Regions from separate parts of the Homo sapiens genome. Here region 2 is linked to region 1. The links are chromatin loops, found by intact Hi-C in ENCODE. Cell type or tissue: CD14-positive monocyte. All regions are shown on one strand. Links, peaks and the distances in the headings refer to the core of each region. The heading gives the core; the rest is flanking DNA.

Region 1 (5,367 bases), core at 82-5,081:
CAGGCTGGTCTCGAACTCCTGACCTCAGGTGATCCACCCGCCTCGGCCTCTCAAAGTGCTGGGATTACAGGTGTGAGCCACCGCACCCAGCTGGAAATGATGTATTGAAAAGGATCAATGATCTGTGTTGCCAAGTCCAATTTGCCTCAAAGCCCTGCCCCGCTCCAGGGCTTGGGGAGGCTGGCCCAGTCCCCATTTCTGGCAAAAGAGAGAGGGGCAGCATTGAGCACAGTGTCTTTCCCCCAGCTGCATGTTTTGGCTTCAGTGGCCTGGGGATGGTCCCAATGGCGCTGGGAACCCCGAGGTGGCAGGCCTGCTTCTAACTCCATCTTCTTTCTGTCACTGCGCCCCCTCCACCCCTCCCCTCAGCGATTTGCATAACCAAATGATCAAGAGCATCAAAGGATTGCCCTGGCAGGGCGAGGACCCCCGTAGCCTTCTCCAGTCCCTCAGTCGGCTCCAGAAACCCCGCGCCTTCATCCTGTGAGTCCCCCACCAAGGCCCTGCTTACAAGTGCGACAACCGCCTCCCACTACTCCTGCGACCCCGGCGGGGCCTGCAGTCTTCCTAATTTGCATCGGCCACTAAAACCACAGTGCTGTCTCATGGCCCACCCCCAGCCATCACTAAATGCCAATCAATAACACCCCTGGCCTCTGTCTGCACTGTGGCCCAGGCACAGCCGGCTTCCCAGCACACGGGGCAGCTTCCCAGGAGCACTCCTTCTTCGAGGCATCTAATTTTCCACCCGCAAACGTGCCATCCTCCGTCTCCTCCCCGTGCCTATCTGGCTTGCAGAGCAAAGCTTGCTCCCGCCTTTGCCACTGTGAGTTTGCAGAGAAGCCATCTGCAGCAGGGCATGCGATTTCCCAGAGAGGGTGGCCCTGATCTCTGCAGGTGGCCACATAAGCCAGTCAGGAGAGCCCAGAAGGTGCATAAACCGGTTTGGGATCCCGACTGTTAGCACACTGTGGGATTGAGTAGTCTCTGCTTTCAGCCTGCAAATGGGGTAATGACTCTCATGCTTCCATTATGCTGACCCAGCACCAGGCAGGCAGCAGCCTCAGCTGACAAGACATCCACCTGCGGTCACCACATCTCGCCTTTTAGTGGCCATTGGGGTGTGGGCTGGCTGAGAGCAAAGCTTGCACCTGCATGGGAGCCAATGAGAGCCAGTTTCTTTCTTTCTTTCTTTCTTTCGTTCGTTCTTTATTTCGTTCTTTCGTTCTTTTTTTGAGACGGAGTTTCACTCTTGTTGCCCAGGCTGGAGTGCAATGGTATGATCTCGGCTCACTGCAACCTCTGCCTCCCGGGTTCAAGCGATTCTCCCACCTCAGCCTCCTGAGTAGCTGGGATTGCTAACACCTGCCACTACTTCCAGCTAATTTTTTGTATTTTTAGTAGAGATGGGGTTTCACCATGTTGGCCAGGCTAGTCTTGAACTCTTGACCTCAGGTGATCCGTCTGTCTTGGCCTCCCAAAGTGCTGGGATTACAGGCATGATTCACCGCCCTTTTTTTTTTTTTTCTTTTTTAAGAGATGGGGGTTTCATTCTGTTGCCCAGGCTACAGTGCAGCAGTGAAACGATCACCGCTCACGGCAGGTTCGACCTTCTGGGCTCAAGCAATCCTCCTGCCTCAACCTCCAGAGTAGCTGGAACTACAGGTGCGCATTACCACACCTGTCTAATTTTATTGTTTGTAGAGGTGGAATCTTGCTATGTTATAGCCCAGGCTGTCAGGCTGGTCTCAAACTCCTGGGCTCAAGCGATCTTCCTGCCTCAGCCTCTCAAAGCACTGGGATTACAGGCATGAGCCACCGCACCCAGTGGGAGCCTGTTTAAAACTTCTGTTCCTTTTTTTTTTGAGGCAGAGTCTCACTCTGTCGCCAGGCTGGAGTGCAGTGGCTCAATCTTGGCTCACTGCAACCTCCACCTCCCGGGTTCAAGTGATTCTCCTGCCTCAGCCTCCCAAGTAGCTGGGATTACAGGTGTGCACCACCACACCCGACTAATTTTTTTCTGTTTTTAGTAGAGATGGGGTTTCACCATGTTGGCCAGGCTGGTCTTGAACTCCTGACCTCAAATGATCCGCCCACCTCGGCCTCAAACTTTTGTCCTTGTTGTGCCTTATTTTACCCCACAGGGATTCAGGTGAAACTGAATGCAACCACGGATGGCTAGGCATCTCACAGATCTACAAGTTACCATCTCCTTAGCCGGTCTTCAAAAGGCACCAGGCCTTTTGAATAAATAAATATATTTACTTATTTATTTATTTTCCCCCTTGGTCTGCAAGATTCCATAAGGTGTCTGAGAACACAGGAGCTATCCCCTTCCTTACCTCGGCCAAAAGAGCAGCTTTGGGTTTTGGGGGGGGTTTTGAGACAGAGTCTCTCTCTGTCACCCAGGTTGGAGTGCAGTGGCACGATCTCGGCTCACTGCAACCTCCGCCTCCTGGGTTGAAGCAGTTCTCCTGCCTCAGTCTCTTGAGTAGCTGGGATTACAGGCACCCGCCACCACACCTGGCTAATTTTTGTATTTTTAGTAGAGACAGGGTTTCACCATGTTGGCCAGGCTGGCCTTGAACTCCTGACCTCAGGTGATCCGCTCACCTCAGCCTCCCAAAGTGCTGGGATTACAGGCGTGAGCCACTGCGCCTGGCCAGCTTTGGTTTTCTTCTTTCCCACCAGCATGATCCTGAAAGGAGCTCCCACCCAGGCCCCATTTTGGTTATTTTGCAGGGCAAGTCCCTGCCCTGCCAGCAGAGGGTTCCAGAAGGGCCTCTGTGGGCCTGCTTGGCATCTACCAGCACATGGCAAAGACAGCCTGGTCACCTGGTCACCACCAGGACTGCTCAGGCTCCCTCCGCCCCACTCGGCATCCTGCTGTGATCTGGGGGATATGTCAGTTCCTCCATAGCAAGCCCCGCTGGATGCACGTCCCACCCTGTAGATTCCTAGCCAGCCCCTCCTACTTCTCAGACATCCGAATGGCCCCCAGACTAAACACTTTACTCAGCTTTGGGGCAGCCACCAGCAGAGTCCGGGTGCCGCCAACCCAGGGAAACTGGTGTCCACAGACAGTGGCTGAGGCACGCCACGGTGTGCAGCGTGGAGAGGTGGCGGTGGCCTTGTTGCACTTGCGCCTTCTCACTCTCTCCCCTCTCTCTGTGTCTCTCAGTCTAACCCGCCAGGCGTGGCTTGCTGAACTAACCCAAATCCCGACACTGTGTTCCTTTTGTTCACAAAACCATTTTTAATATTTTGACAGGAAAAGTAAAGGTATCAAACAAAAGCAGATCATTCCAAAGGTAAAAAAAAAAACACACCCCGCGCGACACGTTCCAAGATATCTTGCTTCTCTGCCCGTCTTGAGAGCTTTCACTTCTGCAACTTCATTTCCTCCTCCTTCCCACTATCTCCCCCTCCCTCCAAGAAAAAAAAAATGTTCTCGTGTTGAGATGATTTAGAGCTGTCTCTTTATGGGTTTCCCAGAAGCAGGGTCTGAGATGGGGTATTTGCACACACAGCGGCTTATGGAAGAGGGCTTACGTGAGAAGGCAGAGAGAAGGGGTGAGGGAGGAAGCTAGGGGCGTAAGCATAGCTGAAGTCTGGCCTCAGCCTGGTCCCATGGGGAGCTCTAGTGGGTTCATAGCACCACAGAGCTCATCCTGCCCCAACGTAATGGGACCCTTCCGTTTAACACCCCCATCTTCAGTCCCTGGCTACTGGGCTGCTTCCAGACAGGACAGAGAACCTCCCAAGCGCTCTGTCTCGTTTCCACATACAAGTGCAGCAATTTAAGAAATTTGCAAGAAGAGTAAGAATAGCCTTGCAGTCTAGTTAGCAGATGGGAGAGGGCTAATTCCTCTTGTCAGCTGATAGAACTGGCTGACACATGATGGTGGCCTGTCCGATGAGCTCATGCGGATGGCACAGAAAGGACCTGGCCCTTCTTGACTCAAGTAATGTAAACTGTAGGAGCTATGCAGAGGAGAGGGACGGCCAGGTTCAGTAGCACTGGCTTCCTCTCTAACCCAGAGGAAGAGGAAATGGGGCAGCCACTCAGGCTGTGAAAGAGGCTGTCATCAGCCCTCCCGGAACCAGCGCTGTGTGCAAGGTGCAAACCCACCTCATTCCACTGGGCCCACATCAATAGTGTGGTCCTGAGACCAAACCTAAGAGCTGCTGCCCGGGCACTCGCTGCGGGGACGCTGTTCTGCCCTGGCTTCGGGGACACCTGTGATGCCTCCCCGTGCCCGTGTGGGCTGTGGGAGGGCAGGCCGGACCCCATGTGTCTGTCCTAGAACCTACTGGACTCCAAGTCCCTGAAACTCATCATCAGCATGACTCTGCACGACCGCACCACCAAGTCCCTACTGCACCTGCACAAGAAGAAAAAGCCACCAAGCATCAGCGCCCAGTTCCAGGTAGGTGGAGCAGGAGAGGCAGAAGGTGGCGGTCAGCTCAGCCTCAGGCTTGTGTAGCTTCACCCGACACCGAGCACAGCCCGTCTCTAGTAAAAATACAAAAATTGGCCGGGCGCGGTGGCTCAAGCCTGTAATCCCAGCACTTTGGGAGGCCGAGGCGGGCGGATCACGAGGTCAGGAGATTGAGACCATCCTTGCTAACACGGTGAAACCCCACCTCTACTAAAAATACAAAAATTAGCCGGGCGTAGTGGCGGGTGCCTGTAGTCCCAGCTACTCGGGAGGCTGAGGCAAGAGAATGGCATGAACCCGGGAGGCGGAGCTTGCAGTGAGCCGAGATGGCGCCACTGCACTCCAGCCTGGGCGACAGAGCAAGACTCCATCTCAAAAAAAAAAAAAAAAGATACAAAAATTAGCTGGGCATGGTGGGCACCTGTAATCTCAGCTCCTTGGGAGGCTGAGGCAGGAGAATTGCTTGAACCTGGGAGGCGGAGGCTGTAGTGAGCCAAGATCACGCCATTGCACTCCAGCTTGGGCAACAAGAGCAAGACTGCGTCTCAAAAAAAAAAAAACAAAACAAAACAAAAAAAACACTACATCCGTGGTCCCTTCTGAGGTTGACACATGTTTCAAATCTCCAGAAAGCGTTTGTCTGGTCCTCCCCAGCCCCAGCCTTCCACCTGAGGCAAAAACAAGCACTGGTGGCCCTGGGACCATGGGGACCACATAACTCCCTCGAGGGTTTCCAGGGATAGCGCAGGCTTGGGTCAGAACGTCCAGCTGGAACCTCCTGTGTCCCACCACCAGGGACCCACATCTGTGCAGACCCCATCCACCCCACACTGATGCTAGAGTGTCCCAGGTCTGCTCCCACAGAACAGCGGCTGTCAGGGTCCCTGATTCAACCCAAATGCTTTCTCTTTCCCTTAACAGACAT
Region 2 (5,367 bases), core at 202-5,201, 410 kb before region 1:
TGTGATTCCTATGCAGAGCTTCTAATCCTGGCCCTGCAAACCATCCTTGAACTATCTGCTTCTCTTTATTCTCCTGGCCATCAGCCCAGGGCCAGTGCTGCTGTCTCTCCTCCAGACAGCATCCTCGGAGGTCTGCCTACTTTGGATTCATTCTTACCCTTTGGTTTATTTTCCATACAGCACTCAGAAGAATCTTGAAAGCCCAAAACGGCCGGGGTGGCTCAAGCCTGTTATCTCGGCACTTTGGGAGGCTGAGGCAGGTGGATCACTTGATGCCAGGTGTTCAAGAGACAGGGAACAAAAGCTGGGAAAATTGCCTTATAAAACCATCAGATGGCCAGGTGTGGTGGCTCATGCCTATAATCCCAGCACTTCGGGAGGCTGAGGCAGGCAGATCACTTGAGGTCAGGAGTTTGAGACCAGCCTGGCCAACAGGGTGAAACCCCATCTCTACTAAAAATGCAAAAATTAGCCAGGCACGGTAGCACGCACCTGTAATCCCAGTTACTCGGGAGGCTGAGGCAGGAGAATTGCTTGAACCCAGCAGGCAGAGGTTGCAGTGAGCCGGGATCACACCACTGCACTCCAGCCTTGGCGACAGAGCAAAATTCCATTAAAAAAAAAAAAGAGCCCAAATCTCACTAAGTATCTCTATTGAATCTTCTAGATGGTTCTCCCATTGTCCTTGGGATAATGACCTTTCCAGTACTGTAGCCTACATGGCTGTGTATGACTCACTCTCCTGGGAGATGCTTGTCTCCATCCTTACTGCCCCAGACAGTGATGGAAACATCCAAGCTTGCGTGCCGGGGGCCCTGGGCTGGGACTCGCCTCCCCCAGCCCTTCTGTGGCAACTTTGGAGCTCAGCTAAATGCGATTCCTCAGAGAAGCCTTGTCTGGCCACCACTGAAGCTTAACTTCTCTATGTCTCCCCGATCCTTGCCTCTGAATTTTCTATCACTGCACCCTGTTTTCCATCTGTCTTGGCTCTTTTTCTTTTTTCTTTTTTTAGAGACAAAGTCTTGCCCTGTTGTCCAGGCTGGAGTGCAATGGCATGATCATAGCGCACAGCACCTTCAAACTCCTGGGCTCCAGTGGTCCTCTCACCTCAGCCTCCCAAGTAGCTGGGACCACAGGTGCACACCACCACCCCTGGCTTGTCTTTGCCTTTAATTATGATTTCTCTTGGTTTTCTTTTGCATCATCTGTCTGCCACATCAGACTCTGAGCTCCATAAGGCCAATGGCATCATCTGTTTTCTCCCTGCCAAATTTTTACCTTTAACACATTGATATGGTTTGGCTGTGTCCCCACCCAGCTATCATCTTGAATTGTATTTCCCATAATCCCCACACATTGAGGGAGGGACCAGGTGGAGATAATCGAATCATGGAGGTGTTTTCCTCCATGCTGTTCTCCTGATACTGAGTAAGCTCTCAAGAGATCTGATGGGGCTTTTTAAAATAAGGGGCTTCCCCCTTTGCTCAGCTCTCATTCTTCTCTCTCCTCCCGCCTTGTGAAGAAGGGCGTGTTTGCTTCCCCTTCCACCGTGATTGTAAGTTTCCTGAGGCCTCCCCAGCCCTGCAGAACTGTAGGTCAATTAAACCTCTTTCCTTTATAAATTACCCAGTTTCAGGTATGTCTTTATTAGCAGCATGAGAACAGACAAATACACACAGAGACCACAAATTTTGAGCCCCACCGTGTCCATTGAAATCTTGGCGCTGCCACTTCTTGGCAGTGTGACCTTGCAAACCCTTTACCATCCCTCCCCCTGCCCCACAGCCCTCAGTTTTCCCATCTGCAGAATAGGGATGCTGAGTGACCATCCCACCTAGGGCTGCTGGGAAGAGTACGCGCATCAGTTCACACAGAACCTCCACCCGTGTTGCCATCGAGGGTCCTGTTACTGTCATATGATAGCATTGTTGACATGAATAGCCTAGGATGAGCTATTTCTGCCCTGAAACCCTATTTTTGTCATCTGCAAAATGTGCAATTGAACTAAAATGTGTCCAGAACTCCACCCAATGTGAAGATGCTGGTGCCTGCAATCATTTATGCCTTTCTTATGCATTCACACAACCCCTACTGATTATCTGCCATAGCCCCAGCTCCCACAGGGACCTAAATATAGTTAATGTTTGTCTCAGCCTTTAAGAGAGGGAGATGGGGCCGAGTGCGGGGGTTCACGCTTCTAATCCCAGCACTTTGGGAGGCCCAGACAGAAGGATTGCTAGAGGGCAGGAGTTCAAGACCATCCTGGGCAACATAGCGAGACCCTATCTCTGTAAAAAAAAATTAATTAGTTAAAAATAGATAGATGGCTGGGCACAGTGGCTCACGCCTGTAACCCCAATACTTTGAGAAGCCGAGGCAGGCAGATTGCTTGAGGCCAGGAGTTTGAGACCAGCCTTGGTGACAGTGAAACCCCATCTCTACTAAAAATACAAAAATTAGCCGGGTGTGGTGGTGCATGCCTGTAATCCCAGCTTCTTGGGAGGCTGAGGCACGAAAATTGCTTGAACCCGGGAGGCAGATGTTGCGGTGAGCCGAGATCACGCCACCGCACTCCAACTTGCACGACAGAGCAAGACTCTGTCTCAAAATACACAAATAAATAAAGAGAAGGAGATGGAACAGCATACCAAACAACTGGAATTTAAGGCAACTGGAAAGAAAAATAACGCGAGAGGCGCTCGCCAGGAGTTGTAAACCTTGATGGAGCAACTTCCCAGGAAAACAGCCTTGGGCATGACTTCCCATTTTAAGGAAGATTTAAAAGCCCAGATCTCTCAGCAAGTTCCCTGCAAAGCCCCTTGATTGACAACCTGTGGCTCCCCCAGCACAAGGAGGAGGTGTAGGAACAAATGTTATCACCAGAGGGCGCTGCTGGACAACCATGTGCTCTCCGTACATCCAAGCACGCTGGCGAATGGGGACCATTCAACATAACATCCTAAATGATCCAACGCGATCACGAGTCCTTTTTTTTTTTTTTTTTTGAGAAGGAGCCTCGCTCTGTCACCCAACTTCTGCCTCCTGGGTTCCAGCGATTCTCCTGTCTCAGCCTCCCGAGTAGCTGGGATTACAGGCCTGCGCGCCACCATGCTCGGCTAATTTTTCTTAATAGCCCATTTTTTAATAGAACGGTTTTAGGTTCACAGCAAAATTGAGTGAAAGGTACAAAGATTTCCAATATATCCCTCCTCTGATCCTACTTTTATTGAAAAGGTTGAGTCTGAGCACAGTGGCTCACGCCTATAATTCCAGAGCTTTGAGGGGTCGAGGAAGGAGGATATCTTGAGCCCAGAAGTTTGAGACCAGCCTGGGCAACATAACGAGACCCCGTCTCTACAAAAAATAAAAAACTAACGAGGCGTGGTGACGTGCATCTGCAGTCCCAGCTAATATAGAGGCTGTGGCCGGAAGATCGCTTGAGCCCAGGAGTTTGAGGCTGCAGTGAGCTGCGATCGTGCCACTGCACTCCAGCCTGGGTGACAGAGTAAGACCCTGTCTCTAAAAAAATAAATAGCCAGGCGCGGTGGCTCATGCCTGTAATCCCAGCACTTTAGGAGGCCGAGGCAGGTGGATCACTTGAGGTCAGCCCAGCCAACATGGTGAAACCCCGTTTCCACTAGACACACAAAAATTAGTTGGGCCTGGTGGCGGGCACCTGTAGTCCCAGCTATTAGGGAGGCTGAGGCAGGAGAATCGCTTGAACCTGGGAGGTGCAGGTTGCAGTGAGCCAAGATCGCACCATTGCACTCCAACCTAGGTGACAGGCTAAAATTCCATCTCAAAAATAAATAAATAAAATAAAATAAAACAAACAAATAAATTAGCTGAGTGTGGTGGCGCATGCCTGTAGTCCCTAGTATTTGGGAGGCTGAGATGGGAGGATTGCTTGAGCCCAGAAGTTTGAGGCTGCAGTTAGCTTTGATCATGCCACTGCACTCCAGCCGGGACAACAGAGTGTGATAAAAGAGGAAGGAAGAAAGGAAGGGAGAGAGGGAGAGAAGAAGGGAGGGAGGAAGGAAAGGGAAGCATTCTAGGCAACCTGGGCAAAGGCTGGAGACTGGAAACAGCTGGGTGCCTCTGAAGCAAGGGTAAGTGTGTCTGGAGAGCAGAGAAGGAGACAGGAGCGGACAGCAGAGGCCAGTAGCTGAGGTATTGTGTCTTCTTTTGTTCTGGAGCCCCTGCAGGGAGCAGAGACTCAATTGGCAGGGAGGGTAGAGGGGGCTCAATCCAGGCAACTTAGTCTACATCCCTTTGTTGCAGAGAGGAGCCTCCTGTACACAGAACTGCTGGCCAGACTCCATTTCTTCGCCACCTCACATCCAGCACTGGTGGGACAGCTATGCCAACAGGCCCAGAGCTGGTTCCAGTTGTGCGCACACCCTGTGCTGGTGCCCCTCGGAGGATTCCTCCAGCCCCCGGGAGGACCCCTCCGGGCAACTCTCAGCGGCTGTCACAAAGGTGAGTCTCCCCAGCATAGCAAAAATCCCAGCAGGCACCTGCTTGCCTGGGGGCAGTGAAGGCCAGGTGTTTGAGGTTGTCCTCTGGGACTCCCCTGTGCTAGTTGGGAGGCCCCAAGCTTGCCATCAGAGCCTGCCCCTGCTGTCTCATGCTGAATCAGCTCTCTCTGCCCCACCTCAAGGGACTGTAGATGTCTCATATAAATTCTTCTAATGAGCCCGATGCTAGGGGGTGCCTCCAAGCTTCCCATCTCCAAGGGATTGGTGCCCATCTGACAGTTTCAGCTATTTACAAGCTCATGCTAGTAATTCTGAAAGCTAGGAACTGATGCCTGACAGTCCTCTGAGAAGCTGAAGGAACTGTAAGCAGCCCTTGGAATCCCAGAATGTAAGGGAGAGGAGAGGATTTAGGTTTTGCCATCCATTTGTCATTCATTTTTTTCTTCCTTCCATTCATCCAACCATCTATGCATCCATCCTTTCATTCACCTTCCTACTCTTCCATCCAATTACCCTCCCATCCATTCATTCATCTCTCTATCTACCTCCCACCCTTCCATTCATCTATCCATCCATCCACCAGCCTCCCACCCACCCATCCATTCATCCATCCATCTATCCATCCATCCATCCATCCATCCATCCATCCATCCATTAATTCACCTTCCTACTCTTCCATCCAATTACCCTCCCATCCATTCATCCATCTATCTACACTCCCACCCTTCCATTCATCTATCCATCCATCCATCCACCGTCCTCCCACCCACCCATCCATTCATCCACCCATCTTCTCTGCCACCCTTCCATCCATCTACTGCCCCATCCATCCATCCATCCATCCACCTTCCCACTCTCCCATCCATCTATCCTCCCACCCTTCCATCCA

The links. A loop is a pair of places that touch in the nucleus more often than their neighbours do. Peaks named below come from ENCODE experiments on the same cell type or tissue, not always from the same donor. Only the 100,000 strongest peaks of a DNase experiment are listed, where the experiment ranks them.
Region 2: a loop joins it to region 1, with 6 times the contacts of the local background. A loop is called at or near these places in 2 of 110 quality-filtered maps.

The regions. Positions count from the first base shown.
Region 1 is chr19:17,180,558-17,185,924 of GRCh38, forward strand. MYO9B (myosin IXB) reads left to right here. Exons shown (of 40, transcript NM_004145.4): 15 at 370-483; 16 at 3,272-3,311; 17 at 4,308-4,430; 18 at 5,364-5,367. Among named protein-coding and RNA genes, the nearest start is that of USE1, 32 kb to the right of the region's middle. RefSeq lists enhancers at 16-608, 609-1,200, 3,749-3,958 and a silencer at 703-997. In CD14-positive monocyte, for the core only: CTCF peaks have their summits at 2,784 (motif pointing right) and 3,008; DNase peaks (open chromatin) are centred at 3,494 and 3,954; H3K4me3 peaks cover 1,819 bases; H3K27ac peaks cover 2,020 bases.
Region 2 is chr19:16,768,845-16,774,211 of GRCh38, forward strand. NWD1 (NACHT and WD repeat domain containing 1) reads left to right here. Exons shown (of 19, transcript NM_001007525.5): 11 at 4,282-4,479. Among named protein-coding and RNA genes, the nearest start is that of NWD1, 52 kb to the left of the region's middle. In CD14-positive monocyte, for the core only: CTCF peaks have their summits at 2,836 (motif pointing right) and 3,038; a DNase peak (open chromatin) is centred at 2,897.